Linked DNA regions of Homo sapiens: region 1 is linked to region 2. Evidence: chromatin loops called from intact Hi-C (ENCODE). Cell type or tissue: CD14-positive monocyte. All regions are shown on one strand. Links, peaks and the distances in the headings refer to the core of each region. The heading gives the core; the rest is flanking DNA. Region 1 holds the start of CYSLTR2 (cysteinyl leukotriene receptor 2). Region 2 has its middle 79 kb from the start of CYSLTR2.

What was found. Hi-C counts contacts between places; a loop is a spot of excess contacts. Peaks named below come from ENCODE experiments on the same cell type or tissue, not always from the same donor. Only the 100,000 strongest peaks of a DNase experiment are listed, where the experiment ranks them.
Region 1: a loop joins it to region 2, with 1.8 times the contacts of the local background. A loop is called at or near these places in 7 of 110 quality-filtered maps.

The regions. Positions count from the first base shown.
Region 1 is chr13:48,651,541-48,667,830 of GRCh38, forward strand. CYSLTR2 (cysteinyl leukotriene receptor 2) reads left to right here and starts at 2,389. Exons shown (of 5, transcript NM_001308476.3): 1 at 2,389-2,477. In CD14-positive monocyte, for the core only: no CTCF peak of the experiment used is centred there; DNase peaks (open chromatin) are centred at 5,271, 7,531, 8,971 and 9,331; H3K4me3 peaks cover 2,505 bases; H3K27ac peaks cover 4,716 bases.
Region 2 is chr13:48,724,840-48,741,129 of GRCh38, forward strand. No RefSeq gene overlaps it. Among named protein-coding and RNA genes, the nearest start is that of CYSLTR2, 79 kb to the left of the region's middle. In CD14-positive monocyte, for the core only: CTCF peaks have their summits at 6,169, 7,296 (motif pointing left) and 7,497; DNase peaks (open chromatin) are centred at 6,592, 7,332 and 9,292; H3K4me3 peaks cover 716 bases; H3K27ac peaks cover 390 bases.

The DNA of each region.
Region 1 (16,290 bases), core at 5,176-13,175, 72 kb before region 2:
TTCCTGAGTAGCTGAGACTATAGGCACATGCCACCATGTCCAGCTAATTTTTGTATTTTTTTTTTTAGAGATGGGGTCTCCCTGTGTCACTCAGACTGCTTTCAGTCTGTTCTGGACTCGAGATCTTCCTGCCTCAGCCTCCCAAAGTGCTAGGGTTATAGGGGTGAGCCACTCCATCCAGCCCACTTTATTCATTTTAATGAGATGAACATTAGTCAATTAATTGGGCTTTTTGGCTCACTGCAACCTCCACCTTCCGGGTTCAAATGATTTTCCTGCCTCAGCCTCCCAAGTAGCTGGGACTACTGGCGCGTGCCACCATGCCTGGCTAATTTTTGTATTTTTAGTAGAGACAGGGTTTCACCATATTGGCTAGGCTGGTCTCCAACTCCCGACCTCGTGATCTGCCCACTTTGGCCTCCCAAAGTGCTGGGATTACAGGCGTGAGGTCACTGCGCCTGGCCAATTGGGCTTTTATTGGAGAAGAATGAATATCTATAGTGACTGCTTGTAGAATGAAATGTTGTTTCAAGCTTTTTGCCCCCTAAAGATGAGAATGGTAATATAACATTTGTGTACTGTGAGTTCTAATTGGGATAAATAAAATACTAGAAATAGAATCCCAGACCCAGGAAGAACCTTGTCTTCAGAGGAGCAACCTTGGTCCCAGCCCCTTCTCCACAGCTGCATGAAGAAGCTGCACAGAAAACCACTCACCCTCACCCCTAGAAAGTACTCTTCCCAGCCCCTAGTAACCACTATTCTACTCTCCACTTCTATAGGATCAAATTTTTTAGCTTCCACATGTGAGTGAGAACATGCAGTATTTATCTTTCTATGCCTGGCTTAGTTCACTTAACATAATGTCTCCCAAGCTCATCCATGTTGCCACAAATGACAAATTTTGTTCTTTTTAAATCAGTAAATAGTATTCAATTGTGAATATATACCACATTTTTCATCCATCTTTCTGTTGATGAACATTTCGGGTGATCCATATTTTGGCTATTGTGAATAGTGCTACAGTAAACATGAGAGTGCAGAGATCTCAACAAGATTCAGTAACCTTACTACTGAGTATATATCCAAAGTATTTTATTCATTTTGATGCTATTATAAATGGAATAGTTTCCTTAGTTTCCATTTTTGGATTGTTTATTGTTAGTGTATATAAATGCAACTGATTTTTGTGTATTGATTTCCTGTCCTGCAACTTTGCTCAATTTGCTTGCTTATTAGTTCTATTGGGGTTTTGTGTGTGTGTGTGTGCATGGTATCTTCAGGTTTTTCTACATATAAGATTTTATCATTTGCAAACAGACAAAATTTTACTTATTTATTTCCAATTTGGATCCCTTTTACTTATTTTTCTTGCTTAATGTTACTGCAGCTTTCTATGCAGGAAACGAGGATTTGAACAGTGATGGAGAGATGAGTAATGGTTCGATTTGGAACATATTTTATGGGCAGAACAAATGGAACTTGTTGGCTCAGAAGTGGGTGGTGGAAGAAAGAGGGAAGTTAAAAGTGACTTCTAGGTTTATGGATGGATGAACTGGCTAAATTATTGTGGTGCCATTTGCTTAGACAGGGTAGATGGGGGGATGCAGGACTAAGAGAGGAAGAGAAAAGCTCCACCTGGGCCACATTAAATTTGGCCATGATTGTGGATCAGATAGGTAAAAGCAAGAGAAGGAGGGAAGAAGTCAGAACACAGACCTCTGGGGAAAGCTCACACGTAGAAAAGGGGTGGAAGAAGAGGCATCAGAAAGAGAGGCAAAGAAGAGCAATCTGAGGGGTAGAAAAAGAACCAGGAAAGTCAGAGAAAAAAGGGAAAAGTTTCAGGAAAGTGGCAATGGTCAACTATGCAAACAAGAGGGGAAGGAAGGTGAGGACTGAGAAAGGATTTTTTATGTAAGCAACAAGGAGGTTTTTGGTGACCTCTGACAGAACATTTTCAGCAGACTGGATAAGGTCTCTGCCTGAGTGCAAGTGAGCTGAAAATGCAAGTGAGTGAGGGAAGTGCTTTAAAAAAGTCTAAAGTGCTATGTGTGTAAGGCAATGTTGCTATTTCTGTTGCCATGGAAACAGAAACCATTTAGGAGAACTAAAAGCCACTTAAAATTCCTGACTCTAACCCATCATATCCGCTTGATCTCTTGAGAAAGATAATGACAAAAAACCAGTCATTAGAGGGGCAGGGCAATTTTAGGTTTCTTCTTTTTAGACATAGCCCCTAACTGGAAATTTTCACCCTTCTTGAGAAGGGAGCTTGCACTAACATCTACAATGGCTTCTAAAAAGCACAGATGACCTGCTACACTTCCTGACTTGCTTGCTATTGGTTGGCACTGTTCATAAATATAATTTGCTCTTTCACTTTTCTTTGAAATGAGCAACCTGAATTACTCGGAGGAGAAAGGCAGGAGAGATAGAGGCAGCAGAAGCCAGGGCAGCTGAAAGACAGAGACCTTCAGGTGGGCATTTTAATCTTTGTTTTGTTAATTCAGTGTTGAGCATCATGACTTGATGATCACATAATAGTCAGAGGAGTAATTTTTTAAAAGTAAATTTGTTTTGTTCTACTATAAATGTTATTTTCCTATCATGTACATGGTAGTTTAAAAAATACTGTGGAAGTATAAAAATGTTGAAAGAAGCCAAATTCTCCACCAAAATAGCCTCTATTGATATTTTGGGGATCGTCCCTTTGTGTGTGTGTGTGTGTGTGTGTGTGTGTGTGTGTGTGTGTGTGTGTGTGTGTGAGTGTGTGTGTGTGTGTGTGTATGCACATATAACTTTAGTTTTCATAGTTGCGTCCCTACACTATGGACAAGTTTGTATTCATTTCCTCCATATCAGTCTATGGTTTTTCCATGTTGCTGTGAATTCTTTGTAATCATAAATTAAAGCTGCTGCATATTATTGCATTGAGGAACTTTACTATACTTCCTCCATTTTTGGCTGTTATCCTCTTTTTCATAGTTTGGGTCCTTCTATTATATAAGATATATTTTTTCCATTCAGTGTCTTGTTTTAGGGGTAGAAGAAGTTAAATCTGAGCACATATATTTCAATGGTTTTGCTCAGAGGCACAATGAGAATGAAAGAGTATGTGAGATCATGAGCATATAATCTGTTCCTTACCCCACTGGGACCCTAATCAGTGTTTCTCAACCCTGGCTGCACATCTGGCCAGAATCACCCGACTCTGAGGAGATTAGAAAATTACCCCTAGAATAACTGAAGCTTAACTTTTGGAGATCAGTGAGTCATCTGCAGTATTTTATCTTGTTTTCCAGAAACTTCTCAGGTGGTTCTAATGGGTGGTCAGCATAAAAACAGATGACCTAGGTCATTCAAAATATTTTTCTGTCTCTGAAATATACCTGAGAGTAATATGTATTAGGAGAAAGGGAGGTATAATTTAAGGCAAGCCAACCAAATCTCCCTTTCAACACTACATAAATAATGCAAATTATAAAATAATTTGTGGGAAACATAAGACTTCTAGAAATTTCTATCATCTACTCAGCCACATAAACTCTTGAGATAAGAATCTACTTGTGTTTCGATTTACTAATGTTTTAAAGAGATGGATTTGTTTCCAGTGCTTCGGTGGTTAAAAGTTAGAGAAGTTGAGGCTCAAGTGTGTTCTAAATGTATCTGAATCACGCCCATATCTGCTAGAATCTACCAAGGCAGCCAGGCTTCCTTTTAAAACTCTTCAAGATTAAACACAAGGTGGGCATTTAATAGCTGGCCAGTTCACTAACACACTGTGGGCACAGCGAAGATCGATGGGATTGGATTTGGAGGCAGAAGGTGGCTCACTCTGGCTTTCAGGAGCCACATAGACATGGCATTTACCTTCTCTGGACCTCATATCCTCAGGAGGAAAGTGGATAGAGTTTATGCCAGGGCTGCGTTCTGGTTTCTCCCATCAGGGACTGAAAACAGAGCCACAGCGCCTAAACCACACTGAAGCATTTGCTGTTGCACTCAGCCTGCTACAGGCTAGGAATCATCCCAATGAGACCAACAGCATGTTAATCTAATTTCTTCTTGTTTTGACTCAGTGGAGAACACCTGTTTAGTACCTTCTTTAATGAATGTAAACATTCACATAGTACTTTACTATTTACAAAACATGTTTACAGGCATCAGTTCATTTGATCCACATACTAGCCTTAAGAACTGGAGGATGTAATTCTTATTTTAAAGATGGTAAAGATGAGACCAAGAGAACATAGGATCTTTCCCAGGTGGAACCAGAACTGGTCCAATCTGGTTGAGCCCAGGGCACATGGTCCTTTCTTACAACTTAAATAATAGCTATTGTGGGAAATTGGTTAAACAAATTTCATAATGTTTATATAATTGGCTATTCTGTATCCAGTTAAATGATGACATTGATGTTGTTAGTTGGCAAAGAAAGGTGATCATGACACGAAATAAGAAAAAAGCAAGATACAAACAGCATTATAAGTGTGCTCATTTTTGTTCAAAAATATTTGTATATATTTCAAGAAAGATAAAAAAACCATATATGCAAAATTTTAGCTATGTCTGGTTGGTGGTAAAGTTCATTATTTAAGTTTATTTCAGCTTGTATTACATTGTAATTTTTTTTTACCATGAATGTGTACTACTTGTGTAATAAAAATAAATAGAATTGTTCATGTGTTTCTGGTTGGCTCTTCTCCAGATGAAATGGCCCCATCTTCTTTCACTTGACCATAAAGAAGGCTCCTGTTTAATTATCTGAGTTTTGTACATTATTGTCACAAATCTTATTGTGATTGTTAGCTAGTACTGACTGAACTCTTCACATGTGTTGGGCACCAAGTTAATCACTTAACATCCATTTTTTTTTCATCAATACTCACTCCAGTGCTCCTTTGGCAGATGAGAGTTTGAAGCTCAGACGGCTGCAGTAATAAAAGAGACTAAAAGGCAGAGTTGAAACTTAAACCCAGGTCCCTTTTAACTCAAAAGCACATGCTTTCATTCATTATATCACTCTGCCTCCTATCCACCTGGGATCACATGAGCAGCCTCCATTTTGGAGGAAAGATGATATATTTTTTCAGTGTACTCATTGCTGTGTACATGAGTACATGATGGTTACCTTGGGCATCGTTAGCATTTCCTGTGTACTCCAGAATCAAAGATCCTTTCTGCTTTTCTATAGTTTGCTCTGTGCACCAGATATCTGAGGCACTCTAGTTCCCCAAGGGTAAGCCTTTAAGATAAAAGCCTCACAAGGGATTGTGCAATTACCCAATGAACTCTGGCTAATGCGGCAGCCAAATTGGATAATACAAAGAAAGGCAAGCATTTTGCTGTGGGTGCTCAGCGTTGCTAGAGAGCTTTTTGAAATCCATGTCAGAAACCCCTAGCACTGTATTTCTTTATTTCTCAGGGTATTGGCCACTGCCTCCTTTGTACTGCAGTTACTTATGTACAGTATGTTCTATTGGACCAAGACTCTGACATTGGAGTCATTGCATAGAACCTAGCACATAAACTCCATTGAGAATAAAGGCATTGTGTAAATAAATCAATTCACCCAATGAATGCAGACTTTATTAGTTACAGCTAATGTTTATCTCTGTTGAACTTTATTAACCTCTTTATATTAATTGACCCATGGAGAAAATATAATCTTGACAGAATTTAAAGGAAAACCTCTTCCAATGGATTGATGACTTTGTGGCAGTACAGTCAGTCTTTTGACAAAGAAATCTAGTTATTATTCGAGAGGCCCAGGATAAGGGTCTAAGCAGTGAGTTGGAGTCAAGAAATTCCAAAGTCGGAAGGGTCCTTAGGAAGAGCTGGGACCAGAGGCAGAGTTTTTTTTGCCTCTTTAGTGTAAAGTCCTTAACGGAGAGGTTTCAAAAAAGTACAGGAAGCAGACTATAGAAAGAACAGAAGAAAGGAGAGAAAGGAGGGAAGTAGAGGAGAGGGGAGAGGAGGGAAAGAGATGGAAAAGGAGAGAGGAAAAGAGGGGAAGGGAGCTGGTTTACTCTGGAAGTTTAAATATTAATTAAGCTGGGAGAAATTAAAATAATTTAGTCCACCATTATTACCTACATTGTACATTATATAAATAAGAATTTATTATAAAAAAGATAATTTCCCACGTAAGTCTCCTGCCATGAGGCTGTAGAAACAGCATCGTACCTTGTTTGTACCTCTAGTACAGAAAAACAATCATCTAAAGAGTATTTGAAGGCATCCTAGATTCTTTTTTCTCTTTTGTCAAATTATTATTTTTAAAGTATTTTAAATTTGTATAAATTTATGGATTACACATGCAATTTTATTAGACGTATAGATTGCATAAATTGTGTAGTGGTCAAGTCAAGGCTTTTAGGGTAACCATCACCTGAATAACATTGTATCCCAGATTCTTTTAAGTAAGCTGGTTTCTCTTTATTTTGAGTCTTACCTTAAAAATAAGGTAAATTCGCTGAGAGATATGTAAATCTCTTGTAAATTCACTGTTCCTTTGTAAATTCACTGAGAGATATGAAGGTGACTCCCTTTTAGTTGTAAGAGGCACAAATCCCTATTGGGAACTTGTTGGCACAGAGTCAGAGAAACAGTCTGCTACCCTCCAAGATATAAAGGGTGCTGCTTCCTACAGTGTTTAGAACAGAGCACCATCTGGGTACCCTCTGTGGCTGCCTTCTGCTCCCATGCCATGCCATTGACCATTTACCCTATATTCCTCTTCCCAGACTTTAGATTTGAATTTCAGGAAAAGAAAATTTTCAAGGAAAAACACATTAACATCATTTCATTATAAAAACCATGTGAGTTCTTTCCCGCCCCCCAAAAAGATATTAATTGTAAGGCATAAAATGAGGGTGTTGGATAACAGCTTCATTAGCTCATTTATTGATCTGAGCACATTCATGTGCTTCACGCTGTGCTAGGGCCTGGGGTACAGCAGTAGACACGTGCTTGCCTTCCATGGGCAAACAGTCTGGTGGGTAGGGATAGACAGGAGACAACTGCTGCCCCTGGAGTAAATGCTGGATGGGAAACCCAAGGGTCTGCAAACAGCCAAGACATGGAGGGATCAGAGAAGACTTTTTCTGAAGAAAGTGATGTTTAGAAAGAAACCTGAGACTGGGTAAGCAATAGCCAGGAAATGAGCTGGAGCTCAGAAGAAATGGGCAAGAGAGAGCCTGCAGTGTTGGGGGTTTTGAAATAAGCTTCATGAGACTGAGTGTCCTTTACTGAGGGGATGGTGGGGAGAGAATATGCTGGACAACAAGATCAATACTATGAAAAGCCTGGAGATGAACTTGACTCTGAGATGATAATGGGTTTTAAGTGGAAGAGTAATGTGGTCAGATATGCATTTTGGAAAGGTCACTCTGGCCACTGTGTGAAAAATGAATTGAGAACAGCCAGAGTGGAGATAGGGAGCCATTGAGGAGGCTGTGCCCATTGTGCAGGTGAAAGATGACAGCCTGTACTAGGCCGGTCTTGAGCTGACCACTGAGATGAAAGGAGGAAGTTGATGGAGGCTGCTGGGTAAACAGGCCAGGTCTGCCACAGAGGAGACACTGGGCAGCAGGACAAGCAGGAGAGGAGGAGAGCCCATGGTTTACTTTTGCTCCTGGCCCTCTCTCCTTTAGATTTCAGATACCCACTGCCCCCATGCCACTGGCAGCAGGTGGGGTGGCAACAGGAATGACAATGCATGGTGCCAGGCAAAGTGTAGCTGCATCCCTGGCTGTCACCTGTGCTGCCTCCTGGGGTCCTCTCAATAACTCTGAGATGTTGAGTACTTTCTGATGGTCACACAGTTTGCACAAGGAAGAGCTAGGATTTGGGTTCAGTTGGGATTTATTCCAGAGGTTTTCCATGATATCGCAATGTCTCTATGTCATTTTAGGAAATACACATGATGTTTAACAAACTACCTTTGTAAATAATTTCTTTTCTCTAAGAATTGAATTTAATAATGGAATATGAAATGCTGTCTAGGGGAAATGAGAATGAGAGGGAGTTTTAATTTGAATAAATGGGCTTGTGAGGAGCTCCTGAGTCATGTCATTTAGTTACCTTGATTATGGACAGGGAGGACCCTAATGTTGATCAATCCGTAGGGATTTATTGGAATAAACAGGACAATGTTTCTATGATAACACTTGCTGTTCTTCTGTCTTGGAAATCAGAGACTCAGATAAAAAACAATTCTGTGATTCTGTGGTCTTCCTTAGATCAGACATTTGGTGAATAATAGATACCGCCAACCTTTCTAAATACAAGGATGAAGTGCATTAGAAAATGAAAAACATATTGTTGAGATTTTTACGAAAATTAAATTCATAATCAGCATCATAGACTCATGTGTTATATTAACCAAGGAGAGCTGAGGAAAGTTTTGAGAGCCAGAGAGAGGGCAACATTTAGTCAAAATAATGTTTTTAAACAAAATGAAGCCATATCTCTAAGCAGCTCAGGGCTCTTCATATATGATGTTTTTGTTGAGTTGAATTTTTGTTTGTTTATTTGGTGGCTGAATGTTAGTGGTAGGATGAATGTGCAAGAGAAGCTAGCTTTTGGAGTCTATTAAAGAAGGAAACAAGGAGAATTAGTAAAGACAGAGGTGGGAAGAAGGAGGTCTGAGGTAATGCTGTACATCTTGTTCTTGAGGGCAGAGGTGTCCCCTGGCATGTTTGGATGCCAAACTTCTGCTAGGTTTCAATCCCTGCTACATCCCTGGGGATAAGTTGTTCTCTGGGAGATAACAGTAGATCTGCCAGAAAACTCTTCACCAATGGCCCAAAGTGCTGACTTCATGGTTAAGTGGCATGTGGAAATAAATGGCATTCAGAAAGCAAAGGGTCACCAGCCTGGTGGCCAATGAAGTGACTCATACTTTGGGGGCTCCTTGAGGCACTTTGTGGGTGACCGGGTAGAGGAAAAATCAGTGCAGCAAAATTCTCCAAGGCACTGAGTCCATGAAAACAAGGCCCTGTGAGATTCATTCCCCTCCATCCCACTTCCTCTGGAAGCTCAGAGACCAGCTCCGTTTCACATTCAAAATATGTCACAATTTCAGTTCCTTTTATCTGTGTTTCTGTTTTGATCTCCAAGAACTTAATTCACCTTGACTTTTTGAAAAAAAAATTCTGAAAGCACAAGACCGTTCTTGGAAGGCCAGGAAGGTCTAGAAAGCTTGGCATTTCTGACATGACATTTGGAGCCTGTTACAAATAAACTCTGAGTTGTCAGCTTGGGTCTCAAGAGTAAACTCTCAGTGATACTTCCCTGTTCTGGAGGGCCGTGTTAATTCAGCACTCTGAGGCCTCTGGGATTTTGAGGAACAAATGTGTTGCAGAATCCTCTCTGCACAACTTCAGAGAGCTTATTCTGTCAGCCTTTGCAATAACAACAGCTAACACTTAATATGGCACTTTCTCTGGTCCAGGCCCTGACCTAAGTGCCATTCATGTATTATCTCACTTCATCCTTACAACCCTATGAAGTAAGAACTATTATTAGCATTACCCCTTTCTTTTATTTATTTATTTAAATTAATCTTTTTTTTTAATTTTTCTTTTTTATTGAGACAGTGTCTTGCTCTATTGCCCAGGCTGCTCTTGAATTCCTGGGCTCAAGCGATCTTCCTGCCTCAGCCTCCCAAAGTGCTAGGATTACAGACATGAGCCACTTTGCCTGGCCGCATTACCCCCTTTTACTGATAAGGAGCTGACGCCGAGGGAGATAAAGTCATTTTCCCATGGTCATAGAGGTAGTCCGTGAACAAATCAGGATTTAAATCCTGAGGTTGCTGCTCTGTTACTGCTTCCCTGCAGCTGAGAGCAACACCTGTCATGCTTCTCACCATTTTTTATCATTAAATCATTTCTCAGCCTTGTTTTTATATATTTACTAGTGCCCTGCAAAAATTTTGCCTCCTTAATGCTTGTTCTAGGTCCCAATTCTGAGGTTTAATAATAATAGTTAACATCACTGAGCGCTCACCCTGTATGAGACAACTCACATTTATTATGCCATTTATAGATGGCATAACTGAGGCTCAGAGAAGATAGGTCACTTCTGCAAAATCTCACAGCCAGTAAGTGGCAGATGTGGCCTGCTACCTTACACCAACTGTCTCCTGTGAACACTTCTATTTATTTTAATTTATTTGTCAAATTGACAAATAATAATTGCATATTCATGGGGTATATATTGATGTTTCTATACATGTAATGTATATTGATCAGATCAGGGTAATTAGCATATCCATCATCTCAAATATTTATCATTTCCTTTTGTTGGGATCGTTCAATATCCTCCTTTGAACTAGTTGAAACTATTTAATACATTATTGTTAATTAGAGCCATCTTACAGTGGTATAGAACATTAGAACTTATTCCTCTCATCTAGTGGTAATTTTGTATCCTTTACCAAATCTCTCCCTTTCCCCCACTCTTCCAGGCCTCTGGTTTCCTCTGTTCTACTTTTTACTTCTATGAGATCAACTTTTTTTACTATTCCACATATGAGTGAGAACATATGGTGTTTGACTTTCTGTTTCTGGTTTAGGAAATACAATGGACTTAACATAATGTCCTCCATTTCCACCCTTGTTGCCACAGATGACAAGATTTCATTCCATTTTATGGCTGAATAGTATTCCATTATGTATATATACCACATTTTCTTTATCCATTCATCTGTTGTTGAACACTTAGGTTGATTCCATAACTTGGCTATTGTGAATAGTGCTGCAGTAAACATGTCAGTGCAGACATCTCTTAGGCAAACTGGTTTCAAAGCTTTTGGGCAAGTACCCACAAGTGAGACTGATGGATCATATGGTAATTCTACTTTTAGTTTCTTGAGGAACCTCCATATAGTTCTCCATGGTGGCTATACTACTTTACAGTCCCACCAACAACACATGAGTTCCCTTTACTCCACATCCTTGCCAACATTTGTTTTTTCATCTTTTTGATAATAGCCATCCTAACTGGGGTGAGATGATACCTCATCGTGGTTTTGAGTTGCAAAATCATCACTGATGATTAGTGATGTTGAACATTTTTTCATATACCTGTTGACCATTTGAATGTCTTCTTTGTGAAATGTCTGTTTAAATCATTTACCCATTTTAAAATTGAATATTTTGCTGTTGAGATGTTTGAGTACCTTGTATATTCTGAATATTAGTCACCTGTCAGATTAGTAGCTTGCAAATATTTTCTCAAATTCTGTAGGTTATCTTTTCACTCTGTTGATTGCTTCCTTTGCTGTGCAGAAACTTTCTAGTTTGATAATCCCATTTGTTTATTTTTGCTTTTGTTGCCTGTGCTTTTGAGGTTTTATTCACAAAATCATTTCCCAGACCAGTGTTCTGAAATGTGTGTCCCATGTTTCCTTCTAGTAGTTTTTATCATTTTGGGTCTTATATTTAAGTCTTTGATCCATTTTGAGTTAAATTTTGTAGAGTGAGAGGTTTGGGCCTAGTTTCATTCTTCTATAGACATCCAGTTTGCCCAGAACCATTTATTCAGGAGACTGTCTTTTCCCCAATGAGTATTCTTGGCACCTTTGTCAAAAATCAGTTTGCTGTAGATATTTGGATTAATTTCTGGATTCTCTATTCTGTTCCATTGGCCTATGTGTCTGCTTTTGTTAGTAACATGCTATTTTGGTTACTATAACTCTGTAGTGTATTTTGAGGTTTGGTGGTGTGATACTTCCAGCTTTGTTCTTTTTGCTCAGGTTTGCTTTAGCTATTTGGGTTCTTTTGTGGCTCCATACAAAGTTTAGAACTTTTTTCTATTTATGTGAAGAATGTCATGGGTATTTTGATAGGAATTGCATTGAATCTGTAGGTTGCTTTGAATAGTGTTGTCATTTTGACAATATTAGTTCTCCTCCATGAGCATGGGTTGTCTTTCCATTTGTTTGTATCCTCTTCCATTTATTTCATCAGTGTCTTGTAGTTTTCCTTGTAGAGGTCTTTCACCTCCTTGGTTACATTTCTTCCTAAGGTTGTTTTTTGTTTGTTTGTAGCTGTTGTAATGGGATTGCCCTCTTGATATTTTTTTTCCAGCTAGTTCATTGTTTGTGTAGAAAACACTACTGATGTTTGTATATTAATTTTGTTTCCTGCAACTTTATTGAATGATTTATTAGTTCTAAGAGTTTTTGGTAGAGTCTTTCTATATATGAGATTATCATCTGTAAACAGGAACAATTTGACTTCTTTCTCTTGAATATGAATGCCATTTATTTATTTCTCTTGCCTAATGACTCTGACTAGGATTTCCAGTGCTATATTGAATAAGAGTGGTGAGAGTAAGCATCATTGTCTGTCCCTGTTCTTGGAAGAAAAACTTCCAACTTTTTCTAATTTAGTAAGATGTTTGCTGTGAGTTTGTCACATGTGGCCTTTGTTATATTGAAGTACTTTCCTTCTATACCTAATTGTAAGAAGTTTCTATCATGAAGTGAGCTTAAATTTTATCAAAAGATTTTTCTGCATCTATTGAGGATCATATGGCTTTTGTCTTTCACTCTATTGATGTGATGTATGATGTTTATTTATTTGCATATGTCGAACCATCCTTGCATCCTGAGATAAATCCCACTTGATCATGGTGTATTGTGTTTTTGATATGTTGTTTGATTTGGTTTGCTAGTATTTTGTTTGGCATTTTTGCTTCTATACGTATCAGGGATATTAGCCTGTAGTTTTTTTTGTTGTTGTTGTTATGTCCCTATTCAGTTTTGGTATCAGGGTTATGCTGGCTTCATAGAATGAATTAGGAAGAATTAATTCCTTCTGCTTCAATTTTTTGGAATAGTTTTAGATGAACCGATATGAATTCTTCTTTAAAGATTCAGTAAAATTCATCAGTGAAGCCATCTGGTGTTTCTTTTTGGGAGACTCTTTATTACTGATTCAATCTTATTATATGTTTTTGGCTTATCCAGGTTCTGTTTTCTTCATGGTTCAATCTTGGTAGGTTGTATGTGTCTAGGAATTTACCCATTTCCTGTAGGTTTCAAATATATTGGCATATAATTGTTCATGGTAGTATGGTAGTCTCTAATGATCCTTTGTATTTCTGTGGGATCTGATGTGATGTTTCCTTTTTCATTTCTGATTTTATTTATTTGGTTCTTCTCTCTTTTTTTCTTAGTTTAGCTAGTGGTTTGTCCATTTTGTTTACCTTTTCAAAAAACCAGCTGTTCACCTTTTGTATTTTTTTAAGTATCAATTTTATATTTCTATTCTGCTCTTTATTACTTCTTCTACTAATTTTGGGCTTAGTTTGCTCTTGCTTTTCTAGTTCCTTGAGGGGCATTTTTAGGTTGCTTATTTGAAATCTTTTTAATTTCTAATGTAGGCATTTATTGCTATAAGCTTGCCTCTTAACACTGCTTTTGCTGTGCCCCATAGTTTTTGGTATATTGTGTTTCTATTTTAGTTTGTTTCAAGGAATTTTAAAATTATATTCTTAATTTCTTTCTTTACCCATTGGTTATTCAGAAGCATGTTGCTTAATTTCCATGTATTTGTATAGTTTTGAATGTTCCCCTTGTTATTGCTATCTATTTTTGTTCCCTTGTGGTCAAATAAGTTACTCGGTATGATTTTGATTCTTAAAAAAATTTTTTTGAGACTTGTTTTGTGTCCTAATATATTGTAAATCATGGAGAATGTTTCACACGCTGATGAAAAATAAATATGTATTCTGCAGCTGTTGGGTGAAATGTTCTGTAAATGTCTGTTAGGTCCATCTGGTGTATGGGGCCATTTAAATCTGATGTTTCTTTGTTGATTTCCTGATTAGATGATCTGTCCAGTGCCAAGAATTGGCTGCTGAGTCCCCAGATATTGTTGTATTGGGATCTATCTCTTCCTTTAGATTTAATATTTGCTTTATATATTTGGGTGGTCTAGTGTTGGGTGCATATATACTTACAACTGTTATTTTTTGGTGAATTCATCTTTCTATTATTATATAATGTCCTTCTTTTCTCTTTTTACAGCTTAACCCAAAGTCTGTTTTGTCTGATATAAGCATAGCTATTCCTGCTCACTTTTGATTTCCATTTGCATGGAATATCTTTTTTCGTCCCTTCACATTTAGTCTATGTATATCTTTACAGGTTAGGTGATTTTCTTATAGGCAGCATATAGTTAGGTCTTGTGTTTTTAAAATCTATTAGGCCAGTCTATATCTTTTAAATGGGGAATTTAATCCATTTACATTCAAGGTTATTATTTCTTGGGAGGTGAGGACTTACTTCTATCATTGTATTGATTCTTTTCTGCTTGTTTTGTGTATCTTTTGTTCCTTACTTCTTTTCTTATTGTTTATCTTTGCAATTGAATGGTTTCCTGTGGTGATAAGGCTTGATTCCTTTCTGATTCTCCTTTGTGTATCAGCTCTACTAGTAAGTTTTATAGTTTCGCATGTTTTCATGAAAATGGTTATCATCTTTTCACTTCCAGATATGACTCCTTTGAGCATTTCTTTTAAGGCTGGTCTAGTGGTGATACATTCTCTTAATTTTTGCTTGTCTGGGAAAGATTTTATCTCCTCTTCATTTCGGAAGGATAGCTTTGCTTGGTATAATATTCTTCATGGACAGGTTTTTTCTTTTGGTATGTTGAATTTATCATCCCAATTCTCTCTTGACCTCTAAGGTTTCTGCTGGGAAATCCACCCTTAGGCCAATGAAGATTCCCTTATATGTGGCTTGATGCTCTTCTCTTGCTGCTTTTAAAATTTTTTCTTGTCTTTGACTTTTGACAGTGTAAGTGTAATGTGACTTGGGGAGGATCTTTTTGCATTGAATCTATTTGGAAATTTTTTAGCTTCTTGGACCTGGATGCCCATCTCTCTCTCAAGACTTGGGAAGTTCTCTGCTATCATTTTATTAAATATATTTTCCTACACTTTTCTCCTCTCTTTGCCTTCTGAAACACCCATAATATGAGCATTTCTTTCCTGAACTGTGTCCGATAAATCCTGTAAGCTTTTTTCGTTCTCTTTTATGCCTTTTTTGTTTGTCTGCCTGTGTTATTTCAAAAGACCTGTCTTCGTGCTTAGAAATTCTTTCTTCTTGGCCAGTCTGTTGTTGAAGCTCTCTATTATATTTTTATTTCATTCAATGAATTCTTCATCTCTAGGATTTCTTTTTGGTTCTTTTTTATGATAACTATCTTTTTTTGTTGAATTTCTCATTCAAATTATGAATCATTTTCCTGATTTCATTGAATTGTCTATCTGTATTCTCTTATATCTCACTGAGTCACCTTCAGATTATTATTTTGAGTTCCTTTATTTGCATTTCATGTATTTCCCTATGATTTGGGTCTGTTACTAGAATTATTATTTTCCTTATGGGGTGTCATGTTTCCATGCTTTTAAATATTTGATGTGTTCCTATGTTGATTTCTACACATCTGGTGGAAAAGTTGTCTCTTTCAATTTTATGGAGTAGGTTTCACAGGGCAAAGCTTATTCATATAAATGTGTCCTGGAGTATCAGTTCAGTGAGGTGAGCAGACCTTGGTTCTACGTAGACATTTTAGTGTAGTCTTCATGTGGTTTCTTTGGCTGTAATCCACATTAGTGGCATTTGCAAGTCTCTCAGTGGCCTAGGCTGTAAGAATTTGTAGTGATAGCCAGATGTGGGCTTCCTGGGCTGTTTCTCAGGTAAAGGGAATGTGTGTACACATGATGGGTCAACGAACTATGGGTTAAGTTTGCTAGGGTTAAGGCCATGGGGCTGTTACCCTGGCTGGGAGTATGTCAATGCGGTTGCTCAGTCAGCCTGGGGGGTGGAGGGCATGCCTGCCAGGAGTGGCTTGCAGGGATATTTCTCAGTCTCAGGATGCAGGTACATAGCTGCTTGGATGGCCTGAGGGAACATCTGCTGGGGCAACCCATTAGGCTGTTTCTCTGGCTCAGAACGTCTGCTTGGCTTGCCTGGGGACATGCCTTCCAGGGGTGCCCCACAGGGCTGTTTTTCAGGACTGTTATATGGGTGCACAATTGCAAAGCTAGCCTAAGACTGGTTTGCTGGGCATGACCTATGGGGATGTTTCTCAGGGCCAAGACTCAACTGCACAGCTGCTCACTTGGCCTGGGAGCATGTTTCCTGTGAACATTTCTATGATTTATAAAAAGCATCCTATTTGCCCTTGCACAGTATGTGCTAGCTCTTGGAGCTAACATTCAAGACAATCTCTAAAGTTATTAGATAAACATACAGTACTATTGTGG
Region 2 (16,290 bases), core at 4,055-12,054:
TCAAGTGATGGCTTTGTGAAAAAATGGACTACTTGGCTTAACCCCTAAAGAATAGGTAGAAGTCAGCAGATAGAGATTGAGGAATGAGGAAAAAAAAGAGAGAAAGGTATTTCAGTTGACGGACATACATAAAGACACAAATAAAATCTAGTACTTTTTGGAAGTTGTAAGCACACTGATGTGGACTGGCAGACATGCAGGACCCTAGAAGGACAGTCACAGCACAAAGATGCTGTAAGAGTAGGTTGGGTGGGGTCATGGAGGATGTGAATGCCATGCTAAGGAACACACTGTAATTCAGAGGGCAATGGGGAGCCATGGGAGACTTCCTAGGGGAATAGTATAATGACTAGAGTTGTGTATAAGGAACATGACTCTGGAAGGAACATATGGACCATATTTTCAATAAAAATATACAACCATGCCCTGAAGTTAAACAGAATTTATTCTTGATTATCTTCAATTGCATATAATTCATTCTTTCTTCTCTGTTAGAGGAGATAAGCACACATTAATTTTATAAGGTTTGCCTGCAAGGAAATGGAACATCTTTGAGCACAGAAGACATTCACTTTGAAAATCTATGACTCTCTCAACATGCCTTAGTCTGGCCACATTTGGGTTCATGCTTTTTAGTTTGGGCTGTCAACTTGCTAGTTCTGAAAAAAGCAAACAACACAAAATCATGGAACCAACCCAAATGCCCATCAATCAACAAGTGGATAAAGAAACTGTGGTATATATATACATGGAATACACTCAGCCATAAAAAGGAATGAATTAATAGCATTTGCAGTGACCTGGATGAGATTGGAGACTATTATTCAAAGTGAAGTAACACAGGAATGGAAAATCAAACACCATATGTTCTCACTGATATGTGGGAGCTAAGCTATGAGGATGCAAAGGCATAAGAATGATACAATGAACTTTGAGGACTTGAGGGTAAGGGTGGGGAGCAAGGGATAAAAGGCTACAAATAGGGTGCAATGTCTACTGCCCGGGTGATGGGTGCACCAAAATCTCACAAATCACCACTAAAGAACTCACTCATGTAACTAAATACCACCTGTACCCCAATACCCTATGGAAAAATAAAAAATTAAAACAAATTTTTTTAAAGCAAACAACAAAAGCTACACCTGGAAATTCTTATTGAATATATTTGTAGTCTGGCTTGGCCATCTGTTTTGGGGTTTTTTGTTTTGTTTTGTTTTTCTTACGTGTTATGGTTGATTTTGTGTGTGTCAACTTGACTGGGCCCTGGGCCACAGGATGCCCAGATATCTGGTTAAATATTATTTCTGAGTGTATCTGTGAGGTTGTTTCTGGAAGAGACTAACATTTGTATCAGTGGACTGAGTAAAACCCATGGTCCACTTCAAAGTAATTGGCCTTCATCCAATCTGTTGGCAGCCTGAACAGAACCAAAAGACAGAGGAAGGGAGAATTCCTTCTCTCTTTATCTGACTACTTGAGCTGGAACACTGGTCTTCTCCTGCCCTCAGACTGAAACTTATACCATCATTTCTCCTGGTTCTCAGGCCATCAGACTCACTAAAACTATCCTACTGGCTTTTCTGTATCTCTAGCTTGCAAACAGCATACTGTGGGACTTCTCAGCCCCCACAATTGCATGAACCAATTCCTCATAATAAATCTCTTTATATGCATAGATAAATATAGATATAAATACTGAAACAGATATATATCCTATTGATTCTGCTTTTCTAGAGAATCCTGACTAATACAAAAGACTTCACTGGTGATTCTGATGAAGAATATTTTTATATCCTCTTCTTAGAACATTATAGATCTCCAACTACCCTCTTTGGAAGTCAAATTATTTTTATACACAGTTTTTCATTTCAAATTTGAATATATTCCAAAATAGTTTTTAAATATCTGACTTCTGTTTCAAGCCAAAACATACATTTGAAAAAGAAGTATGAATCTAGAGGAAAGTGTGATTTGACAAAGAGTCAAGGGACTGAAGTCTAGCCTTGCCTCTGACGCTTTCCAGCTGTGTGACCTTGGGCAAAGGACTTGTCTTCGTCACTCAACCATGTCACATGGGAATAACACTACAGGCCCCATCTTGCAAAGTGTCATGAGGACAAAATAAATTATGAAACACATCAACAAAACTCTACACAAATGCAAACTATCATATGCTACTTGACATGTTATACAAATAAGATTTTTATTATTCAAACCATATTTTAAATGCCCTTAGGGAGTTTGCCACACAAATGAAGTAATCAGTAAATCATTATTTTAAGCAAATTATTATTTTGTGTTTAAGGTAGTTCTCTAATTTCTCTGTTCTTTGTGTTTGAATTTTGCTATTTTGAGTGTTCTGAAAATAGGGCATACTCATGTTCCTATTTAAAAGATTTACACTAATTATGCTCAGCATAATGCAGCCCTGGACAGAAGGAAGCTCAGAAGTCAGTCCTGCCCTTGTGATGAGGGAGAAGCGGGCCTCCTGAAACTCCTCCAGATGGCCCCTTGGGGCTCATGCAACAAATGACTTTAATCCTCTCTGCGTAAAAAGTGATGTCATGGAAACCAAACTTGTTATGACTCAAAGCAGGTTAAGGAGACCCAGAGTTGCTTTGACATTTATATGTAGACATTTATAAACAATGCAGACATTTATAAACAACTTCTTCCATAAATATGTCACTTTTAGAAATATGGAAATAATGCCATAATCTCAAAAGAGAATGATTAGACTATCAAAACTGTGTGCTAGAAATAATGAGTAACTCAAACTTGATTGAATTCTGTCCTGACCTCCCACTGTTTATGGATGGTTGAAATCCGCTTACCTTAAATGAAAGGTTTGGAATTTTATTTTATGTTGGTTTGTTTCCATTTTGCCACAAAGATGCAGGAAAGAGAAAGCCACAGAATTGTGAGGACAAGTCTATGGCTTACATAAAGTATGTAAGGCTAAGGGTTCTGGGAAGCAGGTAATATTATTTTTAAAACTCCCCATTTTAAAATGGCACATTCCTAAATGCTTTCACAACTATTTTACACACATACGTTATTACTGAGAAAAACTTATCTTGAGGGATAAATTGTATTGCATCCTTCCCAGTACAATATTTTGTGCATAGATGATGTCAGCAATTATTTATTGAATATAATTGCATATTTAGAACTTTCTTCAAAAGCACTGATATTATCTTTCCTGTATTGCAGATGAAAAGCTCAGGCATAAACAATTTAAGGCATCTTGGATTCCAAACCAACCCCTACCCAGTACTGCTGCAGACCAGACTACCCCTCTTAGAAGTCAGAGGGAATCCCCTCTCCAATTTGATGCTGAGGTAGGCCAAGGCCAGGCTTGCTAGAGGCTCAAGGGTGCAATAAGAAATGGACCTCAGAAGGGACTCACTGGAGCATATGTCACTCTCATCAGGTTGCTACAACATCATAACACAACTAGGTGGCTTAAATAGCAGACATTTATTTTCTCACAGTTTTGGTGGCTAGAAGTCCAAGATCAAGGTGCTGACAGGGTTGGTTTCCAGTGAGGCCTCAGCCTGACTCTTAGATGGCAGCTTCTCACTGTGTCCTTGCATGACCTTTTCTCTGTGGGCACACCTGGCAACAGAGAGCGTTCTCTGGTATCTCTTCCTCTTCTTATAAGGACATCAGTCCTATCACTTTAGGGTCTCACCCCTGTGACTTCATTTCACCTTAATTACCTCCCTAAAGGCTCTATCTCCAAATACAGTCACACTGGGAATTAGGTTTTCAACGTGAATTGGGGGAACACAACTCAGCCCAAAAGAGAGTGCACCAATACCTGAGAGGCTGAGCCCCGGGGGGCAACAGGGCCCTCCTCTGCCTCATGGTTGGGGGCTCCTCTTGATGGCAGATCCCTCACTCCCCATGGGTTACACTGACTCAAACTTGGCTTTGTCTCTGTTCTTGATCTTATGAATAATTTTGGCTCTGCTTGTTGGTTGCAAGTAAACGGAAGTGAACATAAACATCGAGAGTCCAAGCCACCATTTTTGCCCACCTTCAAAACTGGACTCTCTTGTATGATAACCTTTTGAAGAGACAGCATAGTGCAATGAAAAGAGCACTATACGTGGCCTCAGAAGTCCTGGATTCAAACCCTAACTGTTTTCCATGGCGCATACATTCCCATGTGACTAGGACTCTGTTCCCCAACCCCATGATGTCTCTTACTCCCTCCAGCAATGCTGGCTTCCTGCCTCTACTCGAAACCAGCAAGCATGCTCCCATCCCAGGGACTTGGCAAAGGCTATTACCTTTGCCCGGAATGCTTTCCTTTAAATATCCACTAGGACTACTTCCTTATTGCATTTAATATTTTAATTAAATGCCACCCTTCTAGAAAGTTCTTCTCTGACCATGCTATCTACAACAGTGCTCACCCTCCACCTCCATCAGACACCTCAATATCCCAGACAGTACTTTATTTTTCTTTACAGTATTTATCACTATCTGACATTACTGCATACAGATGCTCCTCAATTTATGATGGGGTTACATCCCAATAAACCTATTGTAAGTTGAAAATATTGTAAGTCAAAAATACATTGAATACAGTTAACCCCCTGAACCTCACAGCTCAGCCTGGCCTATCTTAAATGTGATCAGAAACTTACCATACAGTTGGGCACAATCACAATCATCTAACACAAAGCCTATTCTACAGTAACATGTTGAATATCTCATATATATTTGTTCAACACTTTACTGAAAGTGAAAAGCAGAATGGCTGTATGGGTACTTGAAGTATAGTTTCTACTGAACGCTAATTGCTTTCACACCATTGTAAAGTGAAAAAGTCGTAAGCCGAGCTATCTTAACTTGGGGACCATTTATATATTTATTTGTTTATAGTTTGTCTTTCCCAATATATTGCAGGCTTCATTAGGGCAGGTTTATTAGTTTCATTTATTGCTGCATCCCATGCAAATAGTCCCTGAAGCAAAGAAAGCACTCAATAAATATTTTGAATGAACTGAAGGAATGACTATGAATTAATGGGGCACTTGGCCTCAGTTTCCTCTTCTATAACTTGGCTCTCCCTTGCTCAGGTCCATCCCTCAGGGGCCCCTGGCCTGCTCTTGGCCTCACTGGGCCCTGGTATCTCAGGCAGAGCCCCGAGGTGCCACCACCCTGCTGTTTGCACACCCTTGCCAGTTCTCTGCGTTCAGCAGATAGTGAGGGGCGAGGCTGTGTGGGTATATGAGCAATGCCAGAGAGGTCAGCTTCTCTAAAGAGATGTGGCTTCCTCATGTAATAGCATGGAGAGTATAGATGAGGAAAAACAGAGTGGCTCATGGCCAGCTCACTTCTTAAAGGCTGGGAACACAATGGGGAATGGCAGGCAACGTGGCCTTGAAGGGGAACAGGGTAGGAAGGGGTTGCCAAAGACAAAATACTAAGTGAAACTCTGTCCAGGCCATATCTGCCCAAGATGAAACTGTTTCTGGGAAAAAGGCAGATGCCTACAGACAAAGCAGCAGAGCCCAAACTAGCCCAAATATCAATGCAGAAAGGACAAGATGGAAAGCCCCATGAAGTAAGTCTTGCTCACTGCTCTCGCCCAGCACCCAGGGCAGGTGCTCAGGCTATGGGGAGGCACATTGTAGGGGGATGTGGGGTTGAGACCAGCAAAGGAGGCACACTGGAAAGCAAGTGAACTGGGAAGTGACAAGTAAAGAGGGTGCTTAAGGCTACTTAAAAGAGACATCAGGGATGAGGTGGAAAGTCAGGCAACAATGGGGTCACACCTTGGTTGCATCTATCACTGGCTAGGGGAACCTGGGCAAGTAACTTAACTCTTTTGTGCCTTATTTTTCTCACCTGAAAAATGGGTGTAATGGTACTTACTTTATAGATTATATCTTAATTATATACCAATTGAGCATCATGGCCCTGACACATGACAAACCATATGGAGGAGAAAGACGGAAGAAAGAAGGACCTAAGTGGAGAGGTGGGTTTAGACCGGGATTAAGCACTGAATCAGTGGAGAGGAGGATGCAGGGTGAGTGGACAGAGGAAACTAGTGGAGAAAAAAAAGGATTAAAAAGAGGTCTGAGAGAGTTCAAAGAATCAAGGAGAGGAGCTTTGTAAAGAATCAAGGATGGGCAGTATAGGAAGAGGAGGAAGAAGAATCTAGCAACTGACATAATGCAGACCCTTAACAGAGATGCAGGGCTACAACCCATCTTGTGCTGCTGCTGAGGCCCAGGGAGGAGCCACCTGGGTGCCCAGAGCTGTGCTGGGCAGACACAGGGCAATTCAGCCCTGTGGGAGACACACAGGTCTCCACAGGAGGCAGCAGTTTTTTAGCACGGGAATTCATCAGGCTTGGGCACCTGCTGGGGAGGAGATGGAAACACAGTCAATACATCTCATCATCAAAAACAGGAAGGAAACGAAACATTTTGGAAGTCATTGAAAGGCAGGTTTTATGTTAATTTGAAATAAAATGTTTGCTTAACCGACTGCTCTCTGAAGACTTCTTGATTTGGTATTTGGAGACAGACATCACCCTGACGTACATTAGGAGGCCTGTGATCTTAGGCTTGTTCCAGCTGTGATTCACTTCACGTCTGATTCACTTCATCATTTATGCAATTTGTCATCAGGTTATCTGAAAGCTGAGTAAAACCTCTCATATCCTCATGAGTTCCTCTCATATCCTTATGAGTTCTATCTATTGTTAGATAGAACTACATGAACAGAAGCTCTTTGAGTCCTCAATCATTTTTAAGAGTGCAAAGAGGTCTTAAGACCAAAATGATCGCAATCTGCTTTGAGTCCTCAATCATTTTTAAGAGTGCAAAGAGGTCTTAAGACCAAAATGATCGCAATCTGCTGACCTACTTTGGGCAAGATGACATACTCTCACCTTTTCTGTTCATTCTCTTTAGCCTTCAGAGCAGACCTGTAAGAGCCTAGATTTCCAGCGTATGGAAAGCAAAAAGGAGGCTCAGAGTAAAGCCGCACCTCTAATAAGGGATAAAGCTGGGATTGGACATCACTTTCTCTGCTCTACCCATTTTGCTGCACTGTCTCTTAGCATCCATTGTGGCAAAAAGAAGTTTTATGGAAGAGAAAGCAAGCCGCAAACATTAGAGATTTTGCAAGAGGCAAGCTTCACTCTCCAATACTTGCTGAAAAATATTCTCTGTGCTCCTCGGTCTCCAAAGAAGGAGACTAATTTAGTTCAAAAAGAGAGATCTCTGTCCGCGGCTCAGCCCTGGGTGTCGGGGTTCCAGGCGTCGCTGGGTCTGGGCGCGCCACGTCTGCACAGCGCCCTCTGTTGGCCCCTCTCTGCTCCAGCCGGCACTTGGTCTAGCCTGGCCACCTTAGATGCTCCCTTTAGATGCTTTCTGGTGAGCGTCTCTAGGGACCACAGCATCTTACTAGGGCTTGGGCATTCCTCTGGGGGCAACTGGGCTTTTATACAAATATACAAGGTTGCCCTCAACAGCTAACCCTCCCTGCGGGCCACTCCTAGTTTGCAGCTCCATCTTTTCTGCGTTATTTTTCACATCCAGAACTCAGAACACACACAGAGAACCGCCCTCTCCACTCTTGTCATTGAGAAGGAAGCCTGGTGTGAACTTCAGACTTACACAAACCTAGATTTGAATCCAGGCCCTCTGCCCTGCAAATGACTTAACCTTTCTGAGCCCCACTCTTCTCAGTTTTAGAATGGAAATGCTAGTATTTACCTTGTAGGGTTATTGGGCGCCTAAAGCACTTGGCACAGGAATGAACGGTGTTGGTTTCCAGTTTCCCATGTCTGCTGTGGGCTACGGGAGGAACAGTCGTTCCACTTCAAATGGAGTCACTGTCACTGAGGGCCACTTAAGCTGCACGAATTCTCACCACAAGCCTGGTTTCCTTCTGGTCGTCAGCCATTCAGCTCCCACTACAGGGCAGGCGCTTGTGAGACTCTCAGGACATAATGTTAAAGGATGTTATGGTGTTTTCTCTCAAGGGGCTTACAGTTTAACATGGTGATACCCAAACTTTGCTAGAACATTTCTCAGATCATTCTTCCCTTAAGAGACTTTTTAAACAATATTATTTTTGGAGCAGTTTTAGGTTCACAGCAAAATTGAATGGAAAGTACAGAGATTTCCCATTTACTCCCTCCCTCCACACAGTCATTCTCAACATCCCCAAGCAGACGGGGATATTGACCCCAAGACACCTCCTTATCATCCAGAGTCCATAGTTTACATTCAGGCTCAGTCTTGGTGTTGTTCATTCTATGGGTTTGGACAAATGTATGACATGTGTCCACCATTAAAAGACTATTGAACATGCTAAATTGTATGTCTTTCCTTGGAGGTGCACCCACTAGTCTGGCCCAGATAAATGCCCATGGGTACAGGTGGTGGGTAATCTCACTTCAGCCTGATGGCACCATCTGGGCGGTGATTCATCCCAGGGACTCCCTGGCAGAAAACCTGCTTTTGGTGGGCCTTATGGTGGCTCCCGCTTCTTAGCCACATGTATTTCTAGTACAGGAAGTGGGTTACATGGAGCTCTTTCATAGAAGAGACTCTGCCATAAGCAAAATAATCCAGCCTCCAAAAAGGACGTCCATGTTCTAATCTCCAGAACCTTACATGGCAAGAGAAACTTCGCAGATGTGATGAAGTTAAGGAGTTTGAGATGCAGAGATTATCTTGGATTATCCAGGTGGGGGGGCGGGCAATGTCATCACCAGGGTCCTTACAAGTGACACTAGGATAGAGGCGAGTCTGAGAAGGGTCTATGATGACAGAAGCAAGGGTCAGAGTCAAAGACAAATCTGAAGCTGTCAGGCTGCTGGCTTTGAAAATGGAGAAGGGGACCATGAGCCAGGAATGCAGGTGGCCTCTAGGAGCTGGGAAAGGCAGAGAAATTGGATTCCCCTTGAGAGCCTCCCAAAGGAACACAGTCCGGCCAGCATGTTGATTTTAGCCCAGTGAGATACAGGTTGGACTTCTGCCCTCCAGAAATGTAAGAGAATGAATTTGCTTTATTTTAAGCTACTGATTGGTGGTGTTTTGTTATAGCAGCAATAAGAAGCTAATACAGGCTCAGAGAGGCATGTACCTCTGGAGCTCACAGCATTCCTGGTTGGCTGGAATGTGAGAGCAAACCCAGAAGAGAGAAGCTGGGGCCTTCAGGGCAGCAGCAGCAGACGTTGGCTGAGCTCTGTGAGGGTTGTTGGGAGCCTTAGCATGGTCACTTGGGCTGTGAGGTGACTCATGGCTACTGCCAGTTTGATTAGCTGTGATGACCACAAGTGAGGAACCACACTGTCAGCAACTTTGGGCCACACAAAGACTCCCAGATGAGGAACGGTGCAATGAATGCTGCAGCGATGTGGCGATAAAGCCAGAGGAATGGCTTTGGCTGTTCTGAGACCCTGGAGTTCTCAGAGGTGACAGAGAGGGTCAGGGTGAAGATTCAGGAGAAGACAGGCCATTACCAAAGGCGTGCAATGGAGGCCACACAGGGTACTGATAGGAATGGTGGCTGACATTTGCTGAGCTCTGTGTGCTGCGAGCTGTGCTAGCAGTGCCCGCCCTGTCCCATAGAATCTTCACAATGATTCTAAGAGGTAGACACTATTATTATTCCCATCTTACTGGTGAAGACACTGAGACTTTCCATGGTTAATTTTGACCAAGAGCAAAAACTAGCAAATAAAAGATCTTGACTTCTGTCTGCTCAATGCCTCCTCCTCCCCCATTTTTTTTAATCAACTGTTGTAGAAAGAACATGAAGTTTGACGAGAGCAAGACTTGTGTTCAGATCCAGTCCTACTACTCTGTACCCTCAGCCTGGTAACTTAACCCCTGTAAGCCTTTGTTTCTCATGTGTCCTATTGGGAAAATAATATTTCTCTTTAGAAGAAGTAGAGTGGTAGTTAAAAGTGAGGGTTTGGGAGGATAACTACTCATATTTGAATCCTGGCTCAGCCTCTTATAAGCTATATGACATGAAGCTACATATTTAATCTCTCTATACTTCAGTTTATTCATCTGTATGATGAGGATCATGTTTTATTGTCTGAATGGGGTTGCTATAAGGGTCAAATGGCATAGTATCTAAAGCTCTTTGCACAGTACCTGGTTCACAGGGAGCTCCCAATGGGTACTACTTAGAGTAGGGCTGAGCAGACAGGGTTGGGGTAGAAATGGCCTGGAGTAATCCTGGGACATGGGAGGCATTCAGTCTGTGCTTGCTGCTGTTTTTATCTGTGGTAGGCAGGAAGCATCCCCAGCAAGAGGCCATACTGAAGTCCTGGCCGTTGGGGTGGGAAAATCTCTGTGTGTTTTAGGGGAAAGAGGGTGCAGTTAGATGGCTGGGAAGGGCTGGGACTGCAGGGTCTCTGAGGGTCACAAAGAGAATCTGAAGCCATTGCTCCTAAAGGGCTGAGGCTGGGATGAGGTGCCAGAAGCCAACAGTATGGGGAGCTGTGTGGGAACCCCAGGCTTCACCTTCTCATCCATTTTTAGATCCAGTAATTTTGGGCAGAGGTGCTGAGACAAACTGAAGATCTTGCCCCCTGTCCCTCACAAGAGTGCATCAGAGCCAGAAGCCAGCTTTTCATTATCATTAGCACTGTTTGCTTCATAAACTTGGAATTTTGCATTTTAGCAGTCCTCAAAATGAAGCACCTGTGGCATTGAAATTATTGTTTTCCTTATGGAAGGGGCTATTTATCACATTATCCTATTTGAAGTGATTATTCTCATTCATCAAATTGAATTTAATTAATTTTCATAATTCAAGAGCTTCATAGCTGCAAACTATATACACTTGGCCAATAGTTCTGTGAAACAATCTGTGTTTTTCCCTCTTGCATTTATTTGCATCATAAAAGGCTACGTTTACTTCTCTAGAGTAAAACTGCTCTGTGTGCCAGGTCGTATTGGCAAATTCGCTGGAGAGAAGAGAACCCACTAGTAAAGCACAGCTCAAGAATTAGTGGCAAACAGATGCACACTCAGAACATTGTTTTAGCTGATGGGAGAGAATGGAAGGAAGAAGGCATCTGTGAAGGAGAACCCACTAGTAAAGCACAGCTCAAGAATTAGTGGCAAACAGATGCACACTCAGAACATTGTTTTAGCTGATGGGAGAGAATGGAAGGGAGAAGGCATCTGTGAAGGAGACAGCGCCTTTCCCTTAAGATCCTGAAAAGCGTTCTGGGCTGCCAGACCCCAGAGCAGAAACAGTTGCACACAGCATCTGCCCTCAAACAACTTTAAAGGTGCCTTTCACTCTGCAGAGCCTATGTCTGGCCTTATTTGTGTGGGGAACCTTGCACATAGCTTTCCATATTTCTTTGCCCATTGCCCTAGAGGAAGCCCATGTCTGAGGATGCTTTTGTGCCAACCCTGACCATTTCAGATCTCCTGAATGCTGCCTTCAGGGTTAACTTCCTTAGACCCCCATCAGGGTGTTTGGGGGTCTGACATTTTATTTTTATGCATTGACATGGACAGCAGCATGTATGCCCAGATTGGCCCAAGGTTGTTCTAGAAAGTGCTTCAAAATAAAAGGACAAGCCTATTGTTGGGTTTATGTGATACATAATTAGAGTGATATCTATCATACAACGTATGATCATAAGTGTCTATAAAATTTATGTGTCTATTTACATATATACACACCCATAGAGACATAGCATTAAGGTGCAATTTCTTTACAGCTCCAGCAAGATTGTACTGTCAACACTTTATAACCTGTAATCAGTACTCTGGCCAATAAGGTTATAATTGGAGACTAATACCTTTGTATTCACCCTATATTTTTCAACATCCACCATAACTGGATATTGATATATAACTTCACAGGTTACAAAGCACTTTCACATGCATTATTTCACTTGATCCTCGCAATAGCCTGGTTTTAAAGTGAAAAGTCTAAGGCTAAGAGTGTAATGTGTCCAAGATTGGGGAGTTCCCAACTGGGTAGAGCTGGCATCAGCCAGGTCTTCCCAATCGACATTTGCTATTTCTTGCAAATCAAAACCACAATGAGATACCATCTCACGGCAGTCGGAATGGTGATTATTAAAAAATTTTTAAAAAAACAGATGCTAGCAAGGTTGCAGAGTAAAAAGAATGCTTTTACAGTTTTGGTGGGAGTGTAAATTAGTTCAACCATTGTGGAAGGCAGTGTGGTGATTCCTCAAAGATCTAGAGGCAGAAATACCATTTGACCCAGCAATCCCATTACTGGGTATATATCCAAAGGAACATAAATCATTCTATTATAAAGATACACACATGTGTATGTTCATTGCAGCACTATTTGCAGTAGCAAAGGCATGGAATCGACCTAAATACCCATCAATGATAGACTGGATAAAGAAAATGTGGTGCATATACACCATGGAACACTTTGCAGCCATAAAAAATCACAAGGTCTTGTCCTTTGTGGGGGCATAGATGGAGCTGGAAGCTGTTATCCTCAGCAAACTAATACAGGAACAGAAAACCAAACACTGCATGTTCTCACTTATAAATGGGAGCTAAATGATGAGAACTACATGGACACATGGTGGGTGGTACAACACACACTGGGGCCTGTTGGGGGAGAGGGAGAGCATCAGGAAGAATAGCTAATGGAAGCTGGGCTTAATACCAAGGTGATGGGTTGATCTGTGCAGCAAACCACCATGGCACACATTTACCTATGTAACAAACCTGCACATCCTGCACATGTACCCCGGAACTTAAAATAACGGTTGAAAAACCCCACATTTGCTATTTCTTGTGTATGATTACATCTCTTGGTAGCTCAAAACTATGGAGAAATCGTAATAGTTATGAAAAGAATAATTATCATTTTTTCAGCATATACCTTATGCCAAACACTGTTTGGAGCACTTATGTGCACTTCTGTGTAATCTTTATGCTTACTCTTAGAGGTAAGTAGCTTAATTCTCATTTTATAGATGAGGAGTCTGAGGCTCAGCAAGGTGAAACAAGCCCAGGCCACAAAGCCTCACATCTGGTGAAGCCAATTGTGGACTCAGCTCTTTCTGAATCCTAAACACATGTTCTTTTCATTTGGCTAGGCTACCTATAAGTCATTTTCACTTTAGTGAAAATTTAAGTCATTGCTGCTACCTTTTGTATAGTATTTGCATTTTACTATGTCTCTAATTATAGAATTAAAGGACTTGTTCCCTGGTCTTAAAATAGTTCCAAGCATCAAGAAATAAGTAGGAGAGAGAGTCTAGAGAGCAATGGGTAGCCCCCCTAGTGTCTCTGAAAATCAGCCTATAGAGCTGCTGGTAGCACAACTTCAACCCTCTGGGGAACTGAACAGGTTCATCGTGAGAGTGCTGCATTAGCAACACAGCAGGGAAACTATGAGTTCTGGAGGCAGAACACCTGAGTCTGAGGAGCCCTGCTCTTTAGGAGCTGTGTGACCTTGACAACTTCCTGACCCTCTTAGGGACTCTGCTATCTTCCTTGAAAAACAGGGATTAAATGAGGTAATGTGTGTGTGGACTGCAAGGCCAGGAAAAAGAAGGTACACTTTTGTGTTCTCTTCCAGCGAGTCAAGGCTCCTCTGCTTCCCCTTTCTCAGCCCCATAGCTCCAAGGAACACAGTAATGACTGCCGGGGCACGCACACAGCAAGCAGCTTTGCCGTGCTGCCCTGCTGTTCTGAAGGCCTTTTGCTGCAAAAGAGATGCACCTGTCATTTCCTGCAGGCGCTTCCAAGGCTCTTCATGGAGAAGCTGCCTTAAATGAAAAGGCCATTGTTTGTGTTAAGAAACAACTTTGCTAATCCCAGAAATAGCTCCTGCTCTACAGGCCCCGATGGCACCAGTGGAAGGAAGCCAGCATGTCACTGCAGATTCTGGGGCTCCTTGTGTAGGATTTACAGGGGGCTACCTGATGTGGATGGAGTCCAGCTTCATACTTTCCTGGCTGTGATATTGGCAAGGTTGGCCTCACCTAAGCCTCCATGTCCTTATTTGTATAATGCAGTTACCAATGTCCATATTTCAGGGCTCCTGTAAAGATTGCAGATAATGTTAATGAAATGCCTAACGAAGGACCTGGTCTAAAGTGGAGATTCAGTGAGTGTTAGTTCTCCTGTTTCTCTTCTGCCCTCTCTCCCTCAGGCCCACATTTAGAGGTGTTCATTTGTAACAGACACTCAGGCAGAGGTGCATTCTGTCAAAAAGGCTCTGTCAAGAACAAGGGGCTCTGCCTGCTCTGGAAGAGTCCCCTGGGTCCGCCCAGTTCCGAAATCTCACCCGCACATGTTCTTCAGCTCAGGAACTGATGAAGACGACAAAGCGACTTGATAAAAATGGCTGAACCTGCATGCATAAAAGAGAACAACGTTCAGACACTTCTGTCTGGTGACCCCTGCAAGATTCTGGTATCAAACTCCTGTCTCTCCTCACTAAGGACCAGGGGTTGCCCTGGTGTGGCGGAAGCTATATAGAGGCCCACACCATAATGTCTGCCAAGTCCTCCAGGCCCTCTTACATCTTATGTTCAATTTTCCCTCATTGCTTCTTCTGGAATGTCCACTCCCTGTTTCAGAGCTGAGAATGCTGACTTCTTAGTCTTTTCTTATGCAATTGCTGAAAGTGCAGCTTTTAAGTCCTGCATCATTATCAAATTGATTTCCGCCAAAAGCTTTTCTTCTCTTGCCAATGCTCTGGGAACACGGGTTGCTGCCTTCTCAGTCTGGATAGATACAGGCCCTATTTGGCCAAACCACGGCACTTCCTGTTTAAATAATTCCCTGAAAGCACCAGCTCATCAGCGTGAGTGTTCATCACTTTATCTCCAACTTTCTGTGGTGTTGTTACAGTCTCTATGGACCCAAAATTAGAGAAAGAAGGAAACGTGATAAAGCAATTGGCCCCTAGATAATGTCTATCATTCAAGCACATAAGTGAGCCCGAGCCAAATCCTGAGTTCTGGCTACATGCAGAAGCCCGGGCTAAGTGAGGTAGCAAATACATGCAGTGTATATATGGCATGCACCCTGCCTGCAGGAGTGCCACACACAATGACGTAACGCCCTGAAATGGAGACAGTAAACCTGGTCAGTGTTTGCAACGTGGCAAATGAGAGGTCAGTCAGCATATGTGCAGTCTGTGGAAGGTTTCTCAGAGCTGAGAATGAAGTGAGGGGTGTTCAAGAATCTATAGGGATTAAGAAATCAGGGTAACATGGAGAAGCATTCTTGGCGAAAGAAACAGCTCGAGCAAAGACAGAGGTGGAAATTGGCCTGGCATCTTTAAGGCACTGAAAGGCTACCAGCCTACTTGGTCTGTTTATTTTAGGAGAATAGTAGGAGTCAAGTTTGTAAAGACAACTGGAGAGGTTGACTTCTAAGCTAAAGAGCTTGATCTTACTCCTTTAGGTAGTGAAGTCACTGAAAGTTTTTGAGAAGACAAATGGCACGCTGAAAGTGGTGTTTCAGAAAAATTTTATCAGCAGTGGTGTTTGGAGGGGGTGACATTAAGGAGTAAAAGAAGAGACTTCAGGTAGTGAGAATCGTTAGAGTGCTTGCAAAGAACTGATATGAAATCATTAGGACTCTAACTAGGATGACAATAGAGGAAAAGGGAAATAAAGGATGGGTTCAACACAAATTGGATAACAAGCAGATATGAACTTGAAGGAATGACAGGAGAAGCAACGACATCATAGGTCAAAGGCAGAAAATCTGGAGCTTGTTGGCAGGACAATGCATTGTCTGCTTAAACAAGTCAAATCTGTGGTCTGTGGAGACAGTCAGCAAGTGAAAGGTCAAAATGGCTGGTAAATTGCTTGAGATTTGAGGCAGAGCACTGGACTGAATTCCAGGCTGCGAACGTGATCTGGGTGTGATTTGATTGGAAAGGATAGCTGCAGGTGTGATGGCTTTTCTCCAGTTGTGTGTGCCTGTGTGAGATTTAAAACAAAGGGGAAGACTGAAGGAGATACTGCACTCCTAAGAGAGATTAAGGAGAATGGAAAGAGCAAGGTTGAAAAGCCAGGAGCGATGGGATGAAGAGAATAGGCTGGGGTTTTAATCTTGGAAAGGAGGGCTCTGTAACAAGGTACACTGGGCTCTTGGTAGCAGGATGAGGTGGGGGTGAGGGAGAAAGGGCAGTAAGCCAGGAAAGGACCGGCTAGGTACCTATTTTGGCTTAAGGCTGGCCTCCTAGGGTTGTGGCAAATGTAAGACTGGTTCAGATTGTTACTGACATGGAGGTGTCTAAGCAGGTGGGCTG